2 separate regions of the Mus musculus genome follow, and region 2 is linked to region 1. A link is a contact called in ENCODE Hi-C or POLR2A ChIA-PET data. All regions are on one chromosome and are shown on one strand. The core of a region is the stretch at or near the end of the contact, and the rest is flanking DNA. Distances in the headings are between cores, read along the strand shown. Region 1 has its middle 110 kb from the start of Gm39256. Region 2 holds the start of Maf (avian musculoaponeurotic fibrosarcoma oncogene homolog).

Region 1 (5,096 bases), core at 1,361-3,860:
CAGTGGAAACATGGCCCCATAGCATCTATGGAAGGGAGAGAGGCCACACTTGAACAGGGGAAGGATTGGTATGAAAAAAAAAGAAAGAAAAGGAAAAAAAAGGATGTCTGAGTGGATATCGAGAAGGCAAAACTCAAGCTGTGTCTCAGAGGCTAAAGAATGTAGAACATGCAAGCCCGTGATTAGCAAGACATGTCCCAGTGACCAGTAACTCAGAAGAATAAAAGCCTCTGGAGTTTCTTTCAGTGCTGAACCCCCTAGGACTCTAGGAAGGCCTCTCATTATCTGGCCTCAGCCTGCCTGAGGAATGTTAACTCTGGACTCCCTGACTCACTTCACTGCCAAACCTGCCCAATGCAGACCCTCTCCAACCTCTAGTCTCAGCATGGGGTCTAGCTTTTGTCCTGCCTCTTGGCTCCCTGAGAATGCCCCTTCCTGTGCTTGCAAAGCCCCGAGGTCCACTCTCTATCTTTACAGGAACAGCTTAATGCGGCCTCCCTCCTCCTCCACAAAATTCCCCTTACCCCCATGTTCTTAAGGGTCGGTTCTTATCCTACATCACAGTTCTGTGTATTATGGGTTGTCATGGCACACTCCTTCACAAAATATAAGCTTCTTCATGGGAGTCAGAGACTTGTCTAACTTTACAAATCTAGTTTTCAATATCCATGCATTAGATCCAACCAAACACAGATGTAAAATACTCAGAGAAAGTAGCATCCGTAACCACCACAACAGAGAGAGTGGATATCCATTTACATGGGGTGTAATTGCAGTCGCTACTATAAGGGACCTATAATGATTTGGAGTCCATGGAAGGAGTGTGTGTGTTTATATGTAAATGAAAAATACCAGGGCATCTTATGTGAAATTGAGTCCTCACAAATGTGTTAGCCCCAGGGGGCCCTGGAACCAGCACCCCATGAATACTGCAGGAAAGCAATACTTGTACCCCTGTCCCTAGGTTCAGAGTGGTGGCATGACTTAGAAGGAGCGGCAATCACTTACTGACTGCGTAGGTGGAGTGAACCCGGAAATGAATATCTCTAATAGTGAGAAGACAGAGGGTTGGGTGTGTCTCAACTTGCGTGGCCCGTGTTGGTTGTTGCCATCTGCATGTGGAGCTATTTAACTGATTAATGAAATCTGAAAGTACGGCTTCTCAGAAGCAGCAGCCCTGTGTGGAGAGTGGCTGTGGTATTGCGGAAAATTCCACCAGGCAGTGCTGTGCTGGCCCCCAAGCCCATTCTCCCATCTCCGTTTCTACCATGTCCATTTCCAGGGGTGCTGGTGGCTAAAGGCGAGGGGAGCTGGGATTTGGAGAGGGTTATTGTTGTTCTGTGCCAATCAAATCATTCCTGGTGAGTGGGGCCTGAAGAGGCAGGCCCATGGCTGTTGCCTTAAAGCATGGGTACTTGTCACAGGGAAAAACAGAGTCAGAGAACTGGTGAGCTTGCTCAGCTCCCACAGACCCCACGAGGTTCAAAGGTACCTGGCAGTCTTGGAAGGTGTCTCAGGCCTTTAATTGAAGATGGTCTAGGTGGGCAGGATGAGTGTAGAGTGATTCAAGAGATGTGTTTCTTAAGGTGTGTGGGGGGGGGGGGGGAGCATTGGGACAAAAAGAAAGAGAGAAAAAGAAAACAGCTAGGTCCATTTCTTGCAATGTTTAGCTCACTTATTGAGCTCAACTGTGTTTACTGAATCTCAAGATCAGGAGATTACAAATGTCTCTCGCTGAAGTGAATCTATACTTGAGGGAATGTAGAACACACATGAAAGGAAATTGTTTCCAAGATGAGAGTGGGGACCCAGTGGTCCAGTCTCTTTAATGTTGTCACTACAAGTTCCAGGGACACACTCACACTGGGGTTTAAGTGGTAGCCCTGGGGGTGCCACCTTCCTGGCAGGTGGAGGCTAGCACAATTTGAACTTTCTAGTCTATGGGCAAAACTTCTCCCCCTACCTACACCAACCCCCTCAGAGCATACAGTATGCATAATTCCACAATTACAATATAATATGCACATTCCTGCAATCTTTCTAACCTGCAAAGTGTTTTTAAGATAACATTTTACCTGGTCTTTTGGACAGGGGATGGCAGGAAGCCTTTGGGTTTGGAGAGTAAATGACCATTCCAGCCTGTATCTATAGCTCAGAGTTAAGTTTCAGGCACATGGTGGTAAGTAGGGTGTTTGAGGAAGGAGATGGTGGAGAGAGGAAAGGGGAGAGAGAGGGGGAGTGGGAGGAAGGGAAAGGGAAAGAAGGAGCTGTAGGGAAGGAAGAAGGTAGGAAACAGGAAGCTCGGGAGAAAAGAATAAAGAAAGCCAAAGTGAGAGAGAGGAGGAGAGGGAAGAGAGCAGTTTGTGATGTATCCTTTACTTTCAGTTCCGGTTCCAGATGAATAGAAGAGAAACCGTGGGGCTTAAGGACTTATTAACAGCGTTTAAGTCAGGGATGTGGTGTGAATCCTGGCCTCTGTCTCCACACCACACTCTCTCATTCCACCCACTCTCCGGGAAATCCTCTTCAAGCACAAAGGGGAGGGAGCCTGTCCGCCCACTCATTCCTCTGAGGCACCGGCTTCCTCGCACAGGAAACCAGGGTGAGCTCTCTCCCTGCCTGACAAGGACCTCTTCTCCATGACCCTTGACCTCCCTCATGGGACCCTTGACATGACCTAACCTTCTTCGTGTTCCTTGGCTTCAAGTTGGAACACAACAGAAAGACTACAAATGACAGGTGCGGCCACGAGCCAGAGAATGGCTGAGGCATTCTTGAAACAAGCTGGGAGCTCGCTTCCTCCCAAGAATGCCTCGGTGCGATCTGAGTTTAAATTCCAGTGAGTCAGGACTTACAGGGTGTTATTATGCTTGTAACATTTTTATAATGAAGCTGTGTCTGTAAGTAGGTAAGAAAATATAATCTTTGACATGGGGAAAAATGAGTGATGGGCTATGTTACCAAGATGACCAAAGGGACTTCCTGGAGCAGGCTGAGCAGTTGTTAATGGGTCGTGCTGTGGCCGTGATATTCGGAATAATTAAACCAGGATACTACAGAAATCCCAGTAGCAGAAGCACAGTGACAAGATCATATCCCCACCTGACACACACACACACACACACATACACACACACACACACACACACACTCACACACACACTCACACTCACACACACGCATTCACACAAACTTTCCAAGGCTCCTAACAGAACAAAGCGGTTTTTACTCTCACAAAATCTTTATGAATTGCCATCCTTGAGGTGACGTTAGAGACTTTATGATCACATTTAGGTAGCTTCTTTAAATTATTGAAGGCATTTCAGAGGGCCTCGTCTCTTGGAACAGAGCTAGGAGAGAGGTCCCCGTCCCCCATCTGGAGGTGGGTTAATGATGGTGTTTCTACCGTACAACGCATCCAGGACACCGAGGTTAATAAAACCCGTAGCTCTTCTTCATGGGTACCAGGGGATGGTTAATGTTCAAGACTGTGCAGGACCTCGGCTTAATGTTCCGTATGAAGGATCGACCTGCCAGACGGTACCCTCCCTGGTGCCAGCCTTGCATATTAGCACATGCCAGAAAGGGGCTAAGCAATCTAAGAAGTTAGGTGCTTTTTATCCAACTGGGGGGGGGGGGGCATGAGCCAGTGATCTTTCTATGCCCCCATGCCTCAATTTAGGGTCAGCTACTGCTCTTATAGAGAACCCTGGACAAAGTGCTAGGGTTTTCAATGTCTATTGCTCCTGGCTCTGGATGAGAACAAGTCTCTCCATACTGGGCTCCAATCCTTTGTTAGGGGCATCTAAAAGAATAGGGTTCTCTCCTCCTTTGACACACATACATGGAGAGATCTGGGACAGTATAAAGTGATATGTTGGTTTTAAACTTAGAAACAAAGGGTTTTCATCATGGGAAATGAGTCTGACCCCATATAGTAGAAACATTGGTGTGCCTTCAAAATTCAGAGGCTGAAATCTAACCCCCTAAAGTGATGGTATCAGAATTATGGCAACTCTGGGAGGTGACAGGTCATGAGACTACAGTTCTTAAGGAGTCGATTTGGGGTTTTTTAAAAGAGGCCCTGAGGAGATAAGATTGTCCCTAGGCCCTGGAAGGAGATATCAAAAACATCCGCTGTGAACAGAGAAAGACGTCTTCATATCTGCCAGTACATTGATCTTGGGTTGGTTTTTTTCTTATTTTTTTTCATATTTCAGAGTTGTGAGGAATGTTTTCCCATTATTTGTGAGCCTCTCAATCTGAGGCATTCTCTCAGGCCACATAGACTAAAAATCCCGGCTGGACTCTGGCCAAGTGGCCAGGCCACTCAGACTTGGTTTGACAACTGCCAGATATAGATTGTGAGAGGGACTCTGAAGGCAAGGAATTAACCCAGGAGTTGAGCCTGGTGGGGCACAGCAGGAGAGTGCAGAAAGCATGCATTAAGCAAGGGGTGATGCCTGCCATTTGTAAGTCTCTGTAGAGACTGGAGATAATCCTACTAGCTACCTCTAGGAGACACTGTACAAAAAGAGCCTCAGTATTGGCCCATCCAGGGCTGAAACATTTAACACCAATTCCTGTTATTCCTTGGCTGACAGATTCTCCAGGGTTTCCAGCTTATCATGACCCATGACCGTGGGTAGAATGGGTTCTTCCATGCCCTGAAAACCTTCGGTTGAACATGTGAAGGCATGCGTGACATATACTCACCCAGAAAGGCCTGGTAGGAATGGAGATGCATTTGCTAACATGAAGTCCAAATTCTTTCTCTACCAAATGAGGTCAGTCAGTACTTCCCACATCCTCGCAGGGAGATTAAACGTGGCAATATAGGAGTCCAATAAATACTAGTTATGGTTATTGCTAACCAAAAGGATGGGGTTTGTTTACTGCAACGGGGACTATAAACTAGATCTGGTCAAGAGCCTGGCGACTCGCCTGCGTTTGAAAGCACTCATTGTGGACCTAGATAGTTTGCTATTTGGAAAAACCAGGTTTACGGTCGGGTTGGGATTACAGGACAATGAATGGCGGAATGCAGTGAGTACAGAGATGAGTGCTTCCCTCTATGGACGACAAAACAGAAAGGA
Region 2 (5,096 bases), core at 1,098-3,597, 180 kb before region 1:
TTGGAAGAATCAATCAGTGTAGAAAACTGAACCGGTTATTAGCATTTGCAACGGGAGGGGGGCAACCTTACCCCACCCCCAATCTGGGTTTCCGGACTTGTCCGGAGGTGGGGGAAAATATTGGTTTAAAATTTAACCCTTGGAGAGGAGCCGGGAGGGCTCTGGGGTACTGCCCCCGCTTCCCCCCCCCCCCCCGCCCTTCACCACCAAGTTCTAAATACCAAATAATTAAGCGAGGTGGGAGTGCAAAGACGCTCCGGACCCTGATAAACAGGGTTCAGATTTCATAATGGTGAGAATGGTATGGTCAGGGTGTATGGGGGGGGGCATCTCAAGCAGGATTCAGGTTTCATAAATGGAAAAGGTGGTGGATTGTAGAGGGGAGAGAAGAGAAACGGCGGGGGGGGGGAGAGAGAGAGAGAGAGAGAGAGAGAGAGAGAGAGAAGAGAGAAGAGAGAAGAGAGGAGAGAGGAGAGAGGAGAGAGGAGAGAGGAGAAAATGAATATGAATATTTCTCAAAAGCCAAACTCCATTCTAGAGTCCTGAGGCTGAGGGTTGAGCCGGGATGATCAGGCTCAGGCTTAAAGTGTCCCAGAACAACTTGCTGGCACCATCATTCTGTCTGTCCCTCCAAGGACAGAAGATGCTAGGGGGCAGCTAGTCCCTATATACTTTAAGCCCCCTGCTTTTTCAAGAGTTATACTGGTTTTCTTCTCCGCGTGAAATCAAAAAAAAAAAAAAAAGTGCAGGCGCACTGCTCACTGATCCCCGCGCGCATTCTGGGTCCCCGCACCCTTGGCGCCCCCATCTGATCACCTCACTTGCAGAGAGGGACAAAGAGTTCAGTCAAGTTGGGCCCCTGGAGCGTCAGATTCAAGGAAGGAAAGCACTCGGCTACCCCCATCAACAGCCACGAAAGATGCAGAGGATGGATCAAAGATCGAAAACTGCAAGACAAATAAATGCACGTTGTCAGGGTGCGGGACCGGCAGGGGACAGGGGAGTTCTGGCGGATCTCTGCAGCATGAGAGCTGCGGTTCAGCCGGGCAGGCCTCTCTCGAACTCCGAGGAAAGCAAACCATCCTCCCGGGTCCTACCGGATTCCAGCCGCCCTTTTAGTAAACTCTGTCCCCTGGTGCACTAAACTTCGCACCGGCCGGTGGTGGGGGGTGTTGCTCCCTGGCTGCGCCCCAGTAGCAGCGCCGCAAGGGTTAAGCAAACCTGTCCCAGCTGACAGTCAGCTGATTGGGCTGTGATTGACAGCTCCGAAAAGTTTCCTTGTTTCTATACTATTATGCTAATCGCTGCCGCTCTCGCCGCCTCCCATTGGCGGAGAGTGCCAGTCAATTTCCCATTTGAGCCTGACGTCACGGGTGCTATAAAACTCAGCAATTGCTTTAAACTCTTCTCGCTGGGATCAGAGGCTTTAAAATCTCTTTTCATCTTGGAGCTGTAGCTCGGGCTGCTCGTCCGCTCGGCCTCTCCCCCCAACCCTTTTGCTCTCGGCTTTGCCTTGGCCCAGGACTTGCAATTTTGCTTTAAAAAAATAATAAGAAAGAAAAAAAGAAAAGAAAAGAAAAACCAAAACCAAAAGAAAAAAAGTGGGGGAAGAAAGAACTTAACTCCCCCCTCCCTTGCCTCCAGCCGGCCTGCACCTCGGTCTTGCACTTTGCACGGAGGGAGAGGGTGAGAGAGAGAGAGAGAGAGAGAGAGAGCGCGCGCACGCGAGGGATCCGGAGAGAGAAAAGAAAATAATAATAGTAACCATAAGAGCCAGGCAGAAGAGGAGAGAAGCGTGAAGTGTTAACCACTCCGGTGTGGAGGCCGGCGCCTCCGGGACAGCCACCCGCCGCGCCACACAGCCCCGGAGCAGCCTCCGCGCGCGCCCCGCCTGCAGCCCGGCCGGCTTAGGCGAGCCCTCCTTATGCAAAGCGCGCAGCGGAGCGGCGAGCCGGGGACGCCGCGCACCGGGCCGTGCTCCTCCGGCATCCTCTCTGCCGCTGTCATCACCACCGTCACCGCCAGCCGCGGAGGACCTTCCCGAGCCTGAAGCGCCCGGGATCGGAGCTCAGGGAGGCGAGCAGGCGAGGAGGGGGCCCGGGGCGAGCGGAGGAGAGAGAGCGAGAGAGCAAGAGAGAGAAAGAGAGAGAGCACATTGGCGTGAGCAGGGGGAGGGAGGGCGGGCGCGGGGGGCTGCGGGCAGGGCGGGGGGTGTGTGCACGTTCGAGCTTTCGGGCCACAGCCACCGCCGCGCAAGCTAGAAGCGCCCTAGCCCGGCAAGCTGGCTCACCCGCTGGCCACCCAGCACAGCCCGCTGGCCCCTCTCCTGCAGCCCATCTGGCGGAGCGGCGGCGGCGGTGGCGGCGGAGGCAGGAGGATGGCTTCAGAACTGGCAATGAACAATTCCGACCTGCCCACCAGTCCCCTGGCCATGGAATATGTTAATGACTTCGATCTGATGAAGTTTGAAGTGAAAAAGGAACCGGTGGAGACCGACCGCATCATCAGCCAGTGCGGCCGTCTCATCGCCGGGGGCTCGCTGTCCTCCACCCCCATGAGCACGCCCTGCAGCTCGGTGCCCCCGTCCCCCAGCTTCTCGGCGCCCAGCCCGGGCTCGGGCAGCGAACAGAAGGCGCACCTGGAAGACTACTACTGGATGACCGGCTACCCGCAGCAGCTCAACCCGGAGGCGCTGGGCTTCAGCCCGGAGGACGCGGTCGAGGCGCTCATCAGCAACAGCCACCAGCTCCAGGGTGGCTTCGATGGCTATGCGCGGGGAGCGCAGCAGCTGGCCGCGGCAGCGGGGGCCGGCGCCGGCGCCTCCCTGGGCGGCAGCGGCGAGGAGATGGGCCCCGCCGCCGCCGTGGTGTCCGCCGTGATCGCCGCGGCCGCCGCGCAGAGCGGCGCGGCACCCCACTACCATCACCACCACCACCACGCCGCGGGGCACCACCACCATCCGACGGCCGGCGCCCCGGGAGCCGCGGGCGGCGCGTCTGCCTCTGCGAGCGGCGCGGGTGGCGCGGGCGGCGGTGGCCCGGCCAGCGCCGGGGGCGGCGGCGGCGGAGGCGGCGGCGGGGGCACGGCGGGGGCGGGGGGCGCCCTGCACCCGCACCATGCCGCGGGCGGCCTGCACTTCGACGACCGCTTCTCGGACGAGCAGTTGGTGACCATGTCGGTGCGCGAGCTGAACCGGCAGCTGCGCGGGGTCAGCAAGGAGGAGGTGATCCGACTGAAGCAGAAGAGGCGGACCCTGAAAAACCGCGGCTATGCCCAGTCCTGCCGCTTCAAGAGGGTGCAGCAGAGACACGTCCTGGAGTCGGAGAAGAACCAGCTGCTGCAGCAGGTAGACCACCTCAAGCAGGAGATCTCCAGGCTGGTGCGCGAAAGGGACGCCTACAAGGAGAAATACGAGAAGCTGGTGAGCAACGGCTTCCGAGAAAACGGCTCGAGCAGCGACAACCCTTCCTCTCCCGAATTTTTCATGTGAGTGTGACACGCGATCCCAGCTAGCCACCTTGTTAAATGCTCCGTGGGGGTCCCGCTCCTGAGTGGGCTTGCTAGTTGCAGGGCCAAGCTCGCTCGGCCACCACCTCGCCCCCTCCCCTGGCGAGTTTGCTCCCCTTGGCCCTGAACAGACACACACACACACACACACACACACACACACACACACACACACACACACACCAAGCTTGTGGTGGTGGTGATGGCTCTTTTGAATTGGGGAGGGAAAGGGTGTCTGGCTCATGGATTGCCAACCTGAATTCCCCCGTAACTTGCTAGCTTGGTTGTTTTGTTCTTTTTTATTATTATTATTATTATTACAACTACTACTCTTTTTACACCGCCTGCCCCACACATACCCTGGACTTGCACAAGGGTCAAAGATCTGAGCAGCATACTTCATGTAGGGCATAGCTCACCTTTGAACCGGGCCATCAATTGCCTGTATATATATTTTTTCTTCTTCTTCTTCAGCTCATGAGCTGGTGTTCATTCTGTGTGTGTGTGTTTGTGTGTTTTATTTTGTTTGGATTTTCTTTTTTCTTCTTCTTCTTCTTTGTTTTTGTTTATTATTACTATTACTAATTTTTTGGAGCTTGCTGTGTTTCCCAGCCTCTGCCACCCCCCACCCCCACCCCTGCACCATGTTCTTGAGATAAAAGGAAAAAAAAAAAAAGCAGGGTTTTTTTTTCCCCTCCTTCTGAGTTCTTCTGATTGAGCTTGCAAAGGAAAAAAAAATGTGAAATGCTATAGACCTTGCAGCGAGCTGAGTTCCACGGGGGTTTTATCTTAGCATTGTTATGCTAAAACAGAATGAACTAAAGCCACTCCTGAACCTGCCACAATCAAGCCTACATCAACCTTCTGGGTGTGACTTGTGAGTTTTGGCCTTATGATGCCAAATCTGAAAGTTTAGTCTGCCATTAAACAACAAACAAACAAAAACACAAAAACAAACTTACTCTCATCTCATGCATTACGATGCTTGCTACTTTGTCTTAGCAACAATGAACTATAACAGTTTCAAAGACATTATGGAAAAGAGACATTATATTAATAAAAGAAGCCTGCATGCTGGACATGTATGGTATAATTATTTTTTTCCTTTTTTTTCCCCCCAATTTGGCTTGGAAATGGACTTTTGAAGACTTAGCGCATGACATCCATACTTTTGATTTACAGCCTCATGACTTTTTTGAGTTCCAAACAACAACAGAAAAAGTACAACCCCAGAGCCTTCTTCCCTTGACAGTTTGCTTCTACTCCTGACTGCTTTGAGTTACAATGAACTTCAGCCTCCCGTTGTACATGCACTGAAGGCGTTCCTTGTCAAAGATAGCAGAATGGGCTACAAATTTATATGGCAAATATTATAGAACGTAAATTAAATGTTTTCTTTTTAGAAACAATGATGCCTGCTTTGGGGCACTTTAAATTGTGCTATTGCCAAAAGCAGTCTAAATTTTCTTTGAAAAGAAAGAAAAAAAAAATCTGCCCCAATTATTTTTTGGTTGGTTTTATTTTTTTTTATTTTATTTTTTCTATTTTTTTTTTAATTTTTTTGGTTTTTGGTCATTGTCAAATGTGGA

The links. A loop is a pair of places that touch in the nucleus more often than their neighbours do. ChIA-PET counts read pairs that join two places held with the same protein, here RNA polymerase II (POLR2A).
Region 2: a loop to region 1 is called in a map of heart, with 2.0 times the contacts of the local background. The contact joins the promoter of Maf here to the enhancer-like site in region 1. A Hi-C loop is called at or near these places in 2 of 37 maps with a recorded cell type or tissue (gastrocnemius and heart). POLR2A ChIA-PET finds 5 or more read pairs at or near these places in 1 of 5 experiments (Patski).

Annotation. Positions count from the first base shown.
Region 1 is chr8:115,527,450-115,532,545 of GRCm38, reverse strand. No RefSeq gene overlaps it. Among named protein-coding and RNA genes, the nearest start is that of Gm39256, 110 kb to the left of the region's middle. Within about 2 kb of position 2,610, at least 1 of the 3 ENCODE cell types and tissues checked has a DNase peak (open chromatin) inside an H3K27ac peak, as active enhancers do; it is heart, where a contact is called at or near this core.
Region 2 is chr8:115,704,145-115,709,240 of GRCm38, reverse strand. Maf (avian musculoaponeurotic fibrosarcoma oncogene homolog) reads left to right here and starts at 2,347. Exons shown (of 1, transcript NM_001025577.2): 1 at 2,347-5,096. The coding sequence starts at 2,378. The coding sequence ends at 3,490.